2 separate regions of the Homo sapiens genome follow, and region 2 is linked to region 1. Evidence: chromatin contacts called from ENCODE Hi-C data. All regions are on one chromosome and are shown on one strand. The core of a region is the stretch at or near the end of the contact, and the rest is flanking DNA. Distances in the headings are between cores, read along the strand shown. Region 1 holds the start of ARID1B (AT-rich interaction domain 1B). Region 2 overlaps ZDHHC14 (zDHHC palmitoyltransferase 14).

Region 1 (6,965 bases), core at 2,806-5,305:
CTTTCATAGCATTAACATGAAAGAAAAATTATTTGGAAAAAAAGACACCCAGCACAACTTGCTTAGAATATAGTTTCCCTAATTCATCGTGTAAGCAGTTCAAACAAGGCTCAAATTACCTAATCTAACAAAACAATGAAGAAAAAAAAAAGATTATGGGGCATTTCTGTATTCTCCACATCAAAAGCAAATATGAAATGATTCTTAGTATTTCACAGGAATATCTCATTTTTCCCCTTTTAATTATTGTTATCTGCACAAATATGTGGTTTCCTCATTTCGTTTTTTAAATATGTCAATTCTAACCAAAACTCCTCATCCACAAATATCTTTGAACAGTCAGAACTGATAAATCACAAAAAAATGAAGCTTAAATCTTGTTTATCAGGTGAATTACACATCACCAAAATATATTGCTGCCTATCAAAATCTTAAAAAAATTTTAAGGTTTTATTAAGCTGCGTGTGCTGACAGAATTCAAATTTTTCCATAGTTGAATTTGTAAAGGGAAGACTTTTATAAAGGCTTTACAAATCCAAAAATTGGTAAAATTCGTGGTTTACTTATTTTTCAATGGCCTTATCCTCAGCCTCCAATTAAAGTCTATGATATATGTAATGTGCATATTCTAAGACTATCATCAAAGATCTGAATTTTGTAAATGCCCAATACTGGACACCAGCGAACTGTTTTTCTGTATTTGATCCTCTTATTAATAACTATGATTCATAATAGTTTCAGCTTTAAATACTGAACCTTACATTTGCTTGTAATAGAGCTCAGTTATTATTTGTGGCAAGAATTTTTGTGACTGTACTGCTCAGCACTTCTATTTACATCAGCAGTGCTAAATGCCCAATGGTGAGAGGGGAGCCAATCAGATGGCAGATTAGATGTCAACTCAGAGGCAGCTGTCTGGAGACTATTACAGCCAGTTTACCTCCACAATTCAAATTCCAAACCTTGCAAAGGAGATCAAGTCAGTCTTTAGGCTCAGCCTACTAGCAAGAAACAGCAAGAGTGCAGGACACTTCCTAACAGCGCTGTAGGACTCGGGTGACAGCAAAATAAAGAAAATCCAAATAAATACGATCCCAAAAGATCAATTTTCACTGGTCTGCTATCTTACTGGATTTGCTGAATAAAATGCATGCCTAATCCATGATCAAAATAAGTTCAATTGATCCGGAACGTGCTCCTTTCACATAGCCTGCCTGTTGAAGGTGACTCCCTGCAAGCAGCCCGTAAGCCCAATAATGGATTTCCCTGGCTATTCTAAGGAACGAATCGATGTATTTTACAATATTGCACCTCCATGTCGTTGTAAATTTTGTTATTATTCCTACCAGCAAACGTTCGAGCTCGAAGCCCGCACCGAGTGTCTCTGAATGGCTCTCCCTAAGTAGGAAAAACCCACTCGCTTGTCACAAAGCTAACCTATTTTCCCTGCCTGGACCTCGGAAGCCAAGAGGGAACGTGCTGTGGCTAAAGGTGTGAGAAAGTTCCTCATTCTTTCCCCCGTTAAAGCACATTGTGGGCGCTCCCAGAACCGATCGGGTGGCTCTTCGCCCCAGCCGTCCTGGCCGGGAGAGCCTATTTGTTACAAAAGCACCCGAACGGTCCCCGCCGCCCCAAACGGCGACCGCGCGGGTGGCGCCTCGGGATCTCGCTTCGCGTTCCCGGGCCTGGGGGAGGGGGGGGACGCGGGTGCGGGCCGGCGGGGTAGAAGCCACCCGGCCCGGCCCGGCCCGGCGAAGCCCTCCCAGGCCTGGACAGCGCGCCGGCCCCCGGGGCGCCCCGACCGCGGCGGGAGGCGGCCGCCCGTCAAGATGGCTTTGGGCGCCGCGCCCCCGCCGCCCCCGCGGGAAGACGGGGAAAAGTACGCGGCAAAGAAAGAAACTCAGGCTCGCGGCGCGGCGAGGCCGCCGGGCGGAAGCAGGCCCGGCTGGCGCGAGGGTTACCTGGGATCTGCCCATGGTCGGTCCGGGGGTGCCGGGGCTCATCGCCGGGTGACTCCTTTGTTGCGCGGCCGCCCAGGCCGGGCTGGCAGCGGCGTACTGGGCGCCCATGTCCTTGCCCAAGCCCATGCCCGCGGCCGCCTGCTGGCCGCCCGCCGCCGCCCCCGCCGCCGCCGCCTGGGACTGGGGCTGCGACGGCGGCGGCGGCGGCGCGCTGGGGCTGCTGTACTCGGGGTAGCTGCCGCCGTAGCTCCGCATCATGGGGCTGGGCGAGGTGAGCAGCTGATTGAGGGTCGGGGTGGCCCCCGACGGGTGCTGGTTCTGGCCGGCGAAGCGCTGGAAGCCCCCCGCCGCCGAGCCGGCGGCCGCCTTGCTGAGGCTCGCGGCCCCGCCGCCCCCGGGGCCCATCATCATGCCGCCGCCCTGCTGCCGGGGGGAGCTCAGCACCCCGTACCCCGCGGACGAGCCCCCATAGCCGCCGCCGCCGCCGCCTCCTGCTGCTGCCGCCGCCGCCGCGGCCGCCGCCGCCACAGCTCCCGCTCCTGCTCCTCCTGCTCCTGCTCCTCCTCCTCCTCCTCCTCCTCCGCTGCCTCCTCCTCCTCCGCCGCCGCCGCCGCCGCCGCCGCCCGCGCCGGGCCGGCTGTAGCCCGGATAATGGTTGCACTGGCTGTTGGGGTACCCTTCGTGGGAGTTCTGCAGGGGGTCCATGCTGCCGGGGGCCCCGGCGGCGGCGGCGGAGGCGGAGTGCATCATCCCCATCCCGGGGCTTTGTTGTCCGCCATGTTGATCAAAGCAAGGCCCAGCGCGGCCGCCGGGGCCGCCGCTCGCAGGGGCAGCGCTGCCATAGTAATTATTAAACTCCGGGACGGCCGCCGGGCCGCCGCCGCCCCCGGGCACGGCGACCGGCGGCTGCTGCGTGCCCAGGGCGCCCAAGCCCGGGTGCTCGTAGCGGCCGCCCGCCGGCTCCCCCATCTTGGGCGGCGCGTCGTCCTCGTCGCCCGGCTTGCTCAGCAGCGGCGGGCCCGGGGGGTCGGCCTGGCCGCCCGCAGCACTGTCCTTGGCGCCTCCATGTTGCGGCTGCTCCATGTCGGGGCCGGGCTGAGGCGCGCCGCCGCCCGCGCCGCCCAAGCTGTTGTTGTTGGAAATGGGATGTTGCTGTTGCTGCTGCTGCTGCTGCTGCTGTTGCTGCTGCTGCTGCTGCTGCTGGAACTGGTTTAGCTGCTGCTGTAGTGCGTGGTGGTGGTGGAGGTGGTGGGCATGGTGGTGGTGGTGGTGGGCATGGTGGTGGTGGTGGTGCTGCTGGTGGGGCGGCGCGGCGGGGGCTTCGCCAACGGTTTTCAGTTTGTGGTTGGGGAGCAGCCCCGTCTCCATGGCCGAGCCCGGGCCCGACGAGGAGGAAGAGGATGCCGCCGCTGCCGCCGCGGAGGAGGAGGAGGAGGAGGACAGCGCGGCGGCGCTTCCACCCTCCTTGAGAGCCGCCTCGGAGCCGCCGCTCTTGGCGCTGTGGGTGCCGGCGGCGGCCGCGGCGCCCGCGTTATGGGCCATGTTGAGTTCGTGACGGGGGAGCAGGGGGTGGTGGTGCACACTGTTCAGGCCGCCGCCGCCGTCGCCGCCGCCCCCCAGCATGGGTCCCGGTGCCGCCGCCGCCGCCGCCGCGCCGCGCGCCCCCGCCTCCAGGTCCCGGGCTCCGGGCGCCGGCCGCGGCCCGGGGGGCGCCCGCCGTTCGCCGCTGCCTGCCCGCGCCCGCGCCCGCGCCGCCGCCGCCGCCGCCGCCGCTGCTGCCCGCGCGGCCATGATCGCCGCGGCGTGGCGAGGCCGGGCGGGGGGCGGGGGGAGACAATAACCCCCACTTTTCAGGCCGCGGCCCCTCCTGTGCGCATCCACGCGGCCCGCCGGGAAGCCGCGACCCCCTCCCCCTCCGCAGGCCCCGCCGGAGCGCCGGGCCGGGCACGCCTTACGCTCTGGGCCTGCTCCTGCTGTGTGCTTTCATGGTGAAAGTTTTTAGTTCAGGTTTAAATGAAACTTTTCTCTTTTCCTCTCTAGCCCGGATATGGGTAAATACACGACTAGCTGAGCCTATCGGGCCCAGCATGGCTTGAGAGGCAGCGGGCGAGCTCGAGCAACTATTATCCACTTCGCTCGCATTACTCCCGCGCACTCGCAAAACGCGGACTGGACTCGTCCCCGGGCCGCCGCCGCCCGCCCCGGCGCAGCCTCGCGGGACCCAGCCGGGCTTGGGCTAAGGCTGGGGCCGGGGCCGGGGCCGGGGCGGCTCGGCGGCCGCTCGGAGCGCGGCGGCGTGGGGCGGCCGGAACCTGCACTTTCCCCCCGGGCCGCTGTCTCCTTGCCAACCGGGCGTTCGCATGTTTGTTTTCACGTCTAAAAGGAACGATACAAAGGTGGAAAACGAGTCTGACGAGCAGACAAAAGAGGGAGAAGGGCTGGGAAACAAAGTTGTCTATTGGCCTCAGAGGTTACAAGGAGCCGACGGAGAAAGAAAATATTTAGGCAATCTGCAAAAGCACGGTCTCTCCCAGGAGTTATGTAATTTTCAGAACGTTCGCCTCTGCCTTGATTTCGGGCCATCGGCGTAATTCCCACAACTTCTTCCAACTGCAAAATTAGGAAAGATTTGAAATGAAGGTTAGCCCCGGTCAGAGAGCCCTATGGCCTGTACCCAGTAGGTACTCAATAAATGCTTATGACTGACTGCACCCGCCCCAAAGAGAATGTTTACATAACTCTTTTTGAAGGCACCTTAAACACGTATGTAGGTTTGTCAGTGTATTTCCAAAGGAATATGTCCACGTATTCCCAAAGGAGCATTTTTCTTACATGCACTTGGATGTCCTCTGTGGAGTATGTACAGTGGTGTTTTCTGCGCCAACTTTCACATGAACATTTAACTCTTGGTGCCAGAACAGCGACAGCTATGGGTTAGCTCGTATCTTCATAAATCTATATGACACCTTTCATCATGTTTCAGAGCTTCGTGTGCACAGTTAACCCTCTCGATATACATTCATTTCAAAGAGATGTGGAACGAAACTAAAATATTATAGACATTATATTTAATAAATATAACTTCAATAATAATATAAAACAGTCAACTCTAGTCCTAATGTAGAAATGTTCCATACTTTGTTCTCTTAAAAATTGGTGTCTATTAACATTTTATAATGTTTTTAATATTTGCATTGTTATTAATGTTTTCAATATGTGCATTGTCCCCTAGTAACATTTTAAAAAGCAAGACTTCTTAACCTTAGGCAATGACCCACTTGTACTAGTGTGGACTCAGTTTTCATTGAGAGAAAGCATTTAAAACCTGGCAGAAACAATACTTACGGTTTTGGTAGAGTATAGTTTTCCAAAATTATTTCATTCTTCAGCTTTCCATAAAAACTATTTTAGTTCATTTCCACTGCAGCAGTGGTTATTTGTTTGACCAAGTGTAAATATGTTACATGACTAAATAGAAAAGGATTGATGGGAAAACTGGTGACTAATTGGGGTCGGGGGGAGGGAATCAGGTGCACACCCAAGGGTCATTATAGAGTGTAGAAACAACAAATTGCAATTCTACGCAAACAACTGGAAAACGGGATATATCATCGTGTGTTAGAGAGAATAACAGAACCATAAGATGAATTCGTGCCAAATCATTCATCAGTTTTTGCCAAGAGAATACTACATCTTTGTTAGTGTGCCTTTTTGACATTTTTTCCTGGATTTTCTCCCTTTATATATTCAAATACATACTAATTATACGCATTACACCACAGAAGTTGAATTTTTAGTTTTTCATATGCAAATATAAATATATGTCTGTTTTGTGTGTATATACATATATTCTAAAATCAATTACATATTTATGCTTTTAGACATAGTCAAACTAAGTATGTACACATCATCCTAAAAGTGCATTTTTTCAAATTGATAAAATATATCAAAGTCAGTTCATACAAGTGTAGCCATATGTTGTGGCTTATTTTCACAACTAATCCTAAAAGGGAAAATGAGTCACCAAGTTCAGCTATGGCCCTTTTCCTTAAAATATTTTTTCATATTGGCAAATCGTGAAACTAAAAAAAAATTAGTAGAGAAGTCAAAATCTCTTTTAATTCCATTTGCTTCAGCAAGTCAACTAGAAGATTGGAACTAAGAGACTATAAAATAGAGGCCCCCAGCACAATGAAATCAGTCTGCTATAAAAGGCGACACATGCCAGTTTTTCCTCCCCAATGGCAGATGCCACACCCTAAAGCAGACAGAAGGCACTGCAGCCTGTAGGAGAAGCACAACACAAAGCCGGCAGGACTTGGTTTTGTCTTTTAAACCACGGAGAATGCTAAAATACCTTTCTAAAGCATCTTTGCTGAAGATAAGAAGTGCACTCGAATTTGCTCAACTTTTCATACACACCTCAGGAAAACAAAATAAAAGCCTGTTTAGTTTCATTTAAACATCCAGGGCTTAACAAACAAAACACCAATTGTCAGGGGTCTGTTACAAAGTGATGAAATAGGTTCCCATTACACAAAAGCACAATTTCAACCACAGGTTCAAATTTCCATTGTGTTCCTTGCCTCAACTATCTCATATGGCAATTCTACCTTATTGTTTCTTTTTGATGAAATAAGGTACTAGAAATCACTGCGCTCATTTTTCCTAATGAATTCCTTAATTTTACACCTCTTGCCTAAATTTCAAACCACAATGACAACTTTAATAAGTTACCCTAACCACAAAGAAGCCATGAGGGGAAGGCCCGGAGGCTGCCCGCAGCCACCCTGGGTTCCAGCCGACCTCCCACCCACAGGGTGCTCCCCACGCCCTCATGTTTAGCCAGAGGATTACCCATTATTTTGTTAAACATTCCTTTTTGGTTACAAAAGACTTTTTTTTTTACTGTATGGAAATATTAATATTCAAATACTGCGCCTTTTGAATAAGTTTTAGGGCACTGAATAAAAGGCTCTTCAACTTGGCCACTTAAAGGGGATT
Region 2 (6,965 bases), core at 1,513-4,012, 780 kb before region 1:
CTATAATTCTTTCCAGCCAAATAGACATACTGATGCCTCTGAATATGTTCTTCCCCCCAACCCCACTTCTGGAAAAGAAAGAGACCTGCTCAGGTTCCTGGTGTGGTTGACATGAAGACGGCAGAGGGAATTGGGATCTGAATCTTTGTCTTCTGCCTGATTATCCAACCAAAGCCCCCGCCCTGCCCCAACTATGAGTGAGCAGGCACCAGCTGTGACCACCATGCAAGAACAGTTCTAACTGAAGAATGTGAGGTTGGATTTTTTTAAAAATCTGGTCAGCAGAAAAGGAGTTTCTCAATTCTTTTGTCAATTTCACTAAGGAGAAATACGATTCTGAGACATTCTTTGAATTTCCAGCCCAGTTTCCTCTCTGCAAGGGCCCTGACATCCTCAGAGTGAAACCTGGTAGGCTTTTGCTTTCTGTCTGGCCCTTGGGGTTGGTCTGCAGACAGGGGTTCCCCCTTAGGGAGCCACTCAGAATGGCTAGATTTGGGGATGACTGAATTCAGCCTGAAGCCTATGAGCCCACCAGAGCACACTGTTTCGCTTCCATGCAGCTTCTAGAAAAGTCCCAGAACTGCAATGCAACTGCAATGCAACCTCACTCACCGCAGCCCCACAGCCTCAACTAACTAACCTAGAAGTCTGGCCTTAGAGTTCCCCGGGTGTTTGAGGTCTGGACATCTGCAATCCGTGACTTGTGCCTCTGGTCCTAGTTCGCACTTAGTCCTGTTCAGTGCCCACCGCATGCCCCTGCTGGCTGGGGACACACTCCAATCTTTTTTACATCCTATGTAAAGAAGTGACCAGCTTTGTTCTGGATACACACAGTGTGGATACACGGAGCTGCTGGGGCTGGCAAGTGCTTGCCATGGGGTCTCTCTAATAAGCACCACCTGAGAACCAGGTATTGGAGGCATAAGAGCACACACTCCCACTTTCAACAGAGAAATTCCACTCCGGGAAGGGGGAAGAAACAAAACAGCCTCCCCCAAGTCAGAGCAGGGCAAGGCAGAAACCAGCCACTCCTGGGTGATCTCACATCACCCGGACCTGCTCCGGCTCCTCTTCTGGCTTGGAGCTGGGGAAGAGGCACGCTTAACGCCCAGGCAGGCCAAGCTCGGGCAGGGGCCTTTCCAGGAAGCATTGCTAAGCGGTGGCCGTGGTGTTTCCTGGGAGGGCAGGCCTGGCCAGTACTTCTGCCATCCAGGCCCTTGAGTCAACCTGGCTGCCTTCCCCTCCAGCCTCCAGGCTTGTAGTGGGAGCAAGGACTCTGCCTTAGTTACCACCTCCAGGAGTCCAGCCCAGCTCCGGGTGCCTGGGAGACACTAGGCCCTTGTGGAGCCGGCTTCTTACCGCAGGAAGACCATGAACCCTACATCCACATGGCCCCAGCCTCCATGCCGCCTTGCTCCCTTTCACCTCCTGGGCAGCCTCTTGTCAGGAATGCACAGCTCTTGCAGGGCAGGGGTGGGGTTGGGGAGTTCTAGGTTCTTCCTTGACCTGGGCACAGTGGGTGCTTGGGGGGCGGTGGGAGGCGGGAGGGAACCGTTGTCCTGAGCAGCTTCCTAGCTGACACAACCTCCATTTTCTGAGGAGGCTGCCCCTCTCCACAGCACTACACTTCACACACATAAAACGCTCCCTATATATGTGAGGATATTTTAAGTCAGTGACTCTCAAACATTACTGTGCTAGATGCAGATTCCCAGGTCCTGTCTCCAACAGACTCTGGGTGGTGAGCTCAGGACTGGGCCTGGAACCTGCCTGCGAATGAGCTGCTCAGGTGGCTCATCGAGTGTCTGCTGACCTCAGCGAGAGGCAGCAGCTTAGGGTCCCCTCCCTCTCTGTACCTGGAGAAGTGGTAGTCTTCACAGACCCTCTCGGGAGCCCCCACCCCAAATCTGCCTAGAGAATCGCATGGAGAGCCCAGCAGCAGCCCTGGCCCCACCAACAGAAAATGAGGGGCCAGCCAGGGACAGCGGAACAAGGCAGAGACCCCTCGCCACGCTCACAGAGCTTCTGGCCCAGGAGTCCCAGCGTCCACCCTGGGAGCTTCTGCAGCGCCTTCTCTGAGGCTGCACCAGCTGTTCTCACGGCTAAACCCCAGTTGGGCATCCCTGGTCCCCACTTCTGCCCTTCATTGCCCAGGGCTGTGGGTGTTGTGGTCACAGATGGACTGACTTATAGGCCCTTCCTCTCTCTTCTCATGGTTGCCAACCAGGCTACTGCAGGTCCCCACAGCCCCTACGCCCCCAGGCTGCAGCTGCTCCGTCTGACTGCCCCACACATGTTTTCTGGATACCTTCAAGCTGCATCTTCTGCCCCTTCCCTGTGAAAAGCTGTGTGAGTTGAGGAACTGAAATCATTTTGTTTATATGTTATAAACACCCAGGTTTCTCACTGAACCCACAAAAACCTCAGATACTAAGGGAAAAAAAGTATCTAACCCTCTGAGAACATCTATGTATTCTGCGTTTAACTTTTAAATTCAGGGCCCAGCACAGTGGCTCACACCTGTAATCCCAGCACTTTGGGAGGCCAACATGGTGAAAACCCCACTTATCTACAAAAAATACAAAAAATAGCCGGGTGTGGTGGTGCACACCTATAATCCCAGCTACTTGGGAGGTGGAGGCAGAATCACTTGAAACCAGGAGGTGGAGGTTAAAGTGAGCCATGATCACGCCACTGCACTCCAGGCTGGGTGACAACAGTGAAACTCCATCTCAAATAAATAAATAAATTCAACTCAACAATTCAAGAGGTCTGGGTGAGAGCACCTGCTCTGTGCCAGGTGTGCGTGTATAGTTTCTGTTTCCTAATTATAAACTGAGGGTGGCTGCTTTGTCATTTTTGTCCCCCATGTGTATCTGAGCGCCGGGACAGCAGGTCTCACATGCGCGCCCGTCGGACACTCTACCTGCTGAGTCAGAATTTCCAGGGGAAGGTGCTCACTTGTATATGTATACATTTTATTACTGAAAATAATACACACGGTAAGAAAAAAAGCAAGCAGGTAAACATTTCCAACCTCCACGGGATTCTATTCTGCACTACGATGGCAGCCTTCAGCCTAGACCGTGTCCTGGCACGTGCCAGCTGCTCAGCAGGTGTTTGATGAAAACTCAGCATGGCCTCTGAGCTTTGTCCCTGGCCCTGACCCCAGCAAGGCATGCTTCTTCCACACACGGGATAGATTGTTTTCAATGAAGCAGAGTGAATGTCGTTCTCAGGTGTAGTTGCAAGAAGCCACACTCAGCAATGCTCTCTGAGGCGATTTCCAATAAAGGACCGCCTTGCACAGGGCAGCTAACACCCCCACGCTCTGAGGACCTGGGCTCCCCGAAATGTCCTTCTGCACTCTGCATTTAAATGCTGACTATTTTTTGGTTTTAGTTTCTTATGGGCTTCCATTCCAAACAACTCATTACAGTCTTGTTCAATTTCTTCTTTCTCATGTTCTAGTGGGTTCGTGATTAGACACGCCACGCCTCATAATGTTGTGCTTGGATAAGCAATCTGCTATTTTCACAGCTTCTTCAGGTTAATGCATCCGTTCCTCATAATGCTTCTGTGAGTCAGGCAAGGCCGTGGGATCCCATTATCCAGATGAAAACACAAAGCCCCTAGAGAGAATTCGTGATTTGCCAAGGCCAAGGCAATGAGTAAGAAGTACTGCTTAATAAATGTTTGCTGAATGCATATCTATTAATGCTAGAGTTTATGTAATGACATTTACTGATTTTTTTTCTTCTAATTATAAAGGTAACACATGCTCATCATAGGGAATATCAGAAACGTACAGAGAAAAAAACTAAAATTACTTGCCAGTCCAATCACAAAAAAAAACTTGTTTATATTTCCTTATAATTCCTATATATATTAAGATCCCAATGTACATCCAATTTTGTATTTTGCATATTTTCATTGAAATTGTATAAGGATAACTTTTATAAGCCATTAGATATCTTTGATATCAATATTTTAAGACGTTCTAACAACGTGGCGTTTACAGAAGCAGATTGCAAAGGTGATTCACGAGGACGTGGTGGTTGGCCATCTCTCTGGGATAAGTGGTCTTCAGCCGGGCACCTGCTGCCCCACAGGCTTTTGAAGAAGGTGTACTGTAGCTGTTGTGTAGGCAACTGATGTGGCAACAGTCGGCCCCGCTTCCTGGCTGACACGCTCTTCTCCAGGACAGCTTTGCTCCCCAGCAAGTGCAGCAAAAATTCACTCCAGAATCAGTCACTTGCCTCTTTCCGTGGGCATGACTTTAGAGCCATTGGCTTTAGAGCTGAGTTGGCCACCACCCTGTGCCTGCATGAGTGGAAAGGTATAGTGTAATTCATCATAGACGTATAGTGTAATTCGTGTATCCATTTCCCTCCTGGTATGCATAGAAATTGCTTCTACTTCCTTTACACTATTATAAATAACTCTATCATGAACATCTTCATGTTTATTTTCAAGTAAGGTTTCTATTTTGCTCCCTGCAGCCCTGTCCATGGGGGCCTATTTCAACTTCTTTCACAGTGAATTTTTTCCATCATTTTATTATTTTGGTTCTTCATGTTTATTTCTAAAACTTGACACAATGTAGAAAGACAGCTCCTAATTCTCTCTCTGTAAATCCAGACGTTTCAGAGCTTTCCTTCCAGACTCTTTTCTGGACAAAACATTTATAATGGGTCCAACTCCAAAATAGTATTCATGACAACCTGGAGCTTGAAGTGGGGAAAAACAAAACAGTGAAAACAATGAATGGAGTATGTCTTTAACTGAGAATGAGAAGAAGTGCCAGGAAACATGAGCATGCTGTTATTCCAGGAAGATGCCCTTCAAGATGGCAGGGTGGCTGGGCTCTCCTTGGGAGACCTGAGGGCAGTTCCAGCTTGAGCGGATTCTTTCCACTCATGCAGGCACAGGGTGGTGGCCAACTCAGCTCTAAAGCCAATGGCTCTAAAGTCATGCCCACGGAAAGAGGCAAGTGACTGATTCTGGAGTGAATTTTTGCTGCACTTGCTGGGGAGCAAAGCTGTCCTGGAGAAGAGCGCGTCAGCCAGGAAGCGGGGCCGACTGTTGCCACATCAGCTGCCCACGCAATAGCTACAGTACACCTGCTTCAGAAGCCTGTGGGGCAGCAGGTTCCCGGCTAAAGCCCACTTGTCCCAGAGAGATGGCCGACCACCACATCCTCGTGAATCACCTTTGCAATCTGCTTCTGTAATCACCATCAGTCTCTCTGTAGTCATAATTGTCAAAGTGTGCAAATAGTTATTAAAATATTGATTAAAGAAAACCAACAACCATTTATCATCATGGAAGAGTGGTTGTTAACTGCTTTTATCTCGGCAGAGCTTCATGGGGAGCTTGAAAAAGCTCATTGTTTGTGTGTTTTGAGCTGTAAGAGTTGGGAAGTGTGATTAGACTCAAAGGGCTCACTTTCATTTGTATTAGAGAGCTGGGGGGAAATCCACCCTCCGAGGTTGGGGGCTGAGCAGCTGTGCCTGCAAGTCCTGCTTCCAGATGCTTCTCCCCTAGAAAGTTCCTACAGCAGGGAAGAGGAATCTCTGATCTACATTACTTGAACTTTGTTTTATTGTTTGTTTGCTTTTTTTTTTTTACCACCAAAGTTCACTTGGTGATTTTTGCAAAATGCCATCCCAATCATTTTTGTTTTAGTAATGACTCCTTACAACCACCCTGTGCACTGTCAAGTGGAAAAACAGAATCATAAGGGCCTGAAATGAGGATCCCAAACAGAAGACATAAAACCAAAAACACAATTCTGAGTCTTTCATTGCTTTTGCCTGAATCCAATCTTTCTTTACTGATGGGCCATTGCTTTTCTTATATTAGAAATTCCTCCTCTCCACAAAATTGGATTCCATGTTTGCACCAGAGTCATTAGTTTTGTTTTCCTCTAGACTTGGTAACAGCTGGGTGTCAGCCCTCTCGATTGGCTACTCTTGTCACTGAACGGCCTACCTGTGGGCGCTCTGGGTGATCCATGGCTCTTGAACAGTTTCCCTGTGTAATGCAGACTAGCCAGGTCAGAAATGAACCATCAGAATACCAGGCATCTGTCAAAAGGGGATCAGGGGGACATGAATGTCACCTGGCTCAGAGTAATTATCAGCCATTTCTGGGAATGGCAGCATGTCGGTTGAGGAGTTTAGATCTATGCTGTCCAAGGTGCTGGCCACTGTCTGCAGGGGGCTCTTGGGCACACATATTGTGGCTAGATCTCAAAGATTTAGTACAAAAAAAGAGAATGTAACATATCTCAATACTTTAAATATCTTTACATATTGATTACTTTTCAAATGATCATACTCCCAATAACTGGGCTAAATAAAACATACTATTAAAGTGAACTTCACCTGCTTCTTTTTACTATTATACAGTGGCTGCTGGAAAATTTACCATGTGTGGCTTGCATGTGTGGCTCACATTATAGACTACTGGACAGCGCTGGCTTGGCCAATCAAAATCATTCATTGGAAATCAGGGGAAATTCACTATTTATCCCAATAAGGGTGACGGAAGTGAGAGCAGTCCCCAGTACTCTGCCCGGATTGCACAGCATGGGCCTCCCACAGGGGAGTGGCCGCCATTCCTTTGCTAGTCTATTTGCTTGGGAGCACTGAGCTGAGAGCCATCTATTGCTCACACTCCTCTCAGTGGTTACAGAAATGAAACGAGGAAGTCTGCAGATAGCAATGGACCCAGCTGACAAGAGGTGGACCACAAACCCCTTCCTTGTCTTGAAGTTATTCTTAGAGCTAAATTTGCAAATAAGGACAACCAAAGTCTTGCCCCTAAAATAACGTTTTGTTTTCATCTCATTCTTCCATCTAACGCATGCTGGACACATCTAACCAACGACTCACCTCTGCCGAATGTGAAAATCAACTGTGCACTTTCTGTCCATGTCTATAAAATCCATATATATTATA

Evidence for each region. A loop is a pair of places that touch in the nucleus more often than their neighbours do. Pooled maps may share reads with other maps.
Region 2: a loop to region 1 is called in a map with no recorded cell type, with 3 times the contacts of the local background. The contact joins the enhancer-like site here to the promoter of ARID1B in region 1. A Hi-C loop is called at or near these places in 2 of 37 single-sample maps with no recorded cell type and 2 of 50 pooled maps.

Annotation. Positions count from the first base shown.
Region 1 is chr6:156,774,468-156,781,432 of GRCh38, reverse strand. It overlaps ARID1B (AT-rich interaction domain 1B), which reads right to left and starts at 4,055. Exons shown (of 20, transcript NM_001374828.1): 1 at 1,962-4,055. The coding sequence starts at 3,752. It overlaps LOC115308161 (a long non-coding RNA gene), which reads left to right and starts at 2,915. Exons shown (of 2, transcript NR_163974.1): 1 at 2,915-3,187; 2 at 4,002-5,073. MIR4466 (microRNA 4466) reads left to right here and starts at 1,702; the gene lies at 1,702-1,755. RefSeq lists silencers at 2,802-3,031, 3,282-3,351, 3,422-3,571, 3,722-3,961, 3,982-4,331 and 3 more and an enhancer at 2,303-2,838.
Region 2 is chr6:157,557,448-157,564,412 of GRCh38, reverse strand. The region is part of intron 2 of ZDHHC14 (zDHHC palmitoyltransferase 14); the gene reads right to left. Among named protein-coding and RNA genes, the nearest start is that of MIR3692, 32 kb to the right of the region's middle. RefSeq lists enhancers at 2,236-2,315, 2,436-2,515, 1,625-2,598, 2,876-3,005, 6,909-6,965. Within about 2 kb of position 2,762, at least 6 of the 41 ENCODE cell types and tissues checked have a DNase peak (open chromatin) inside an H3K27ac peak, as active enhancers do.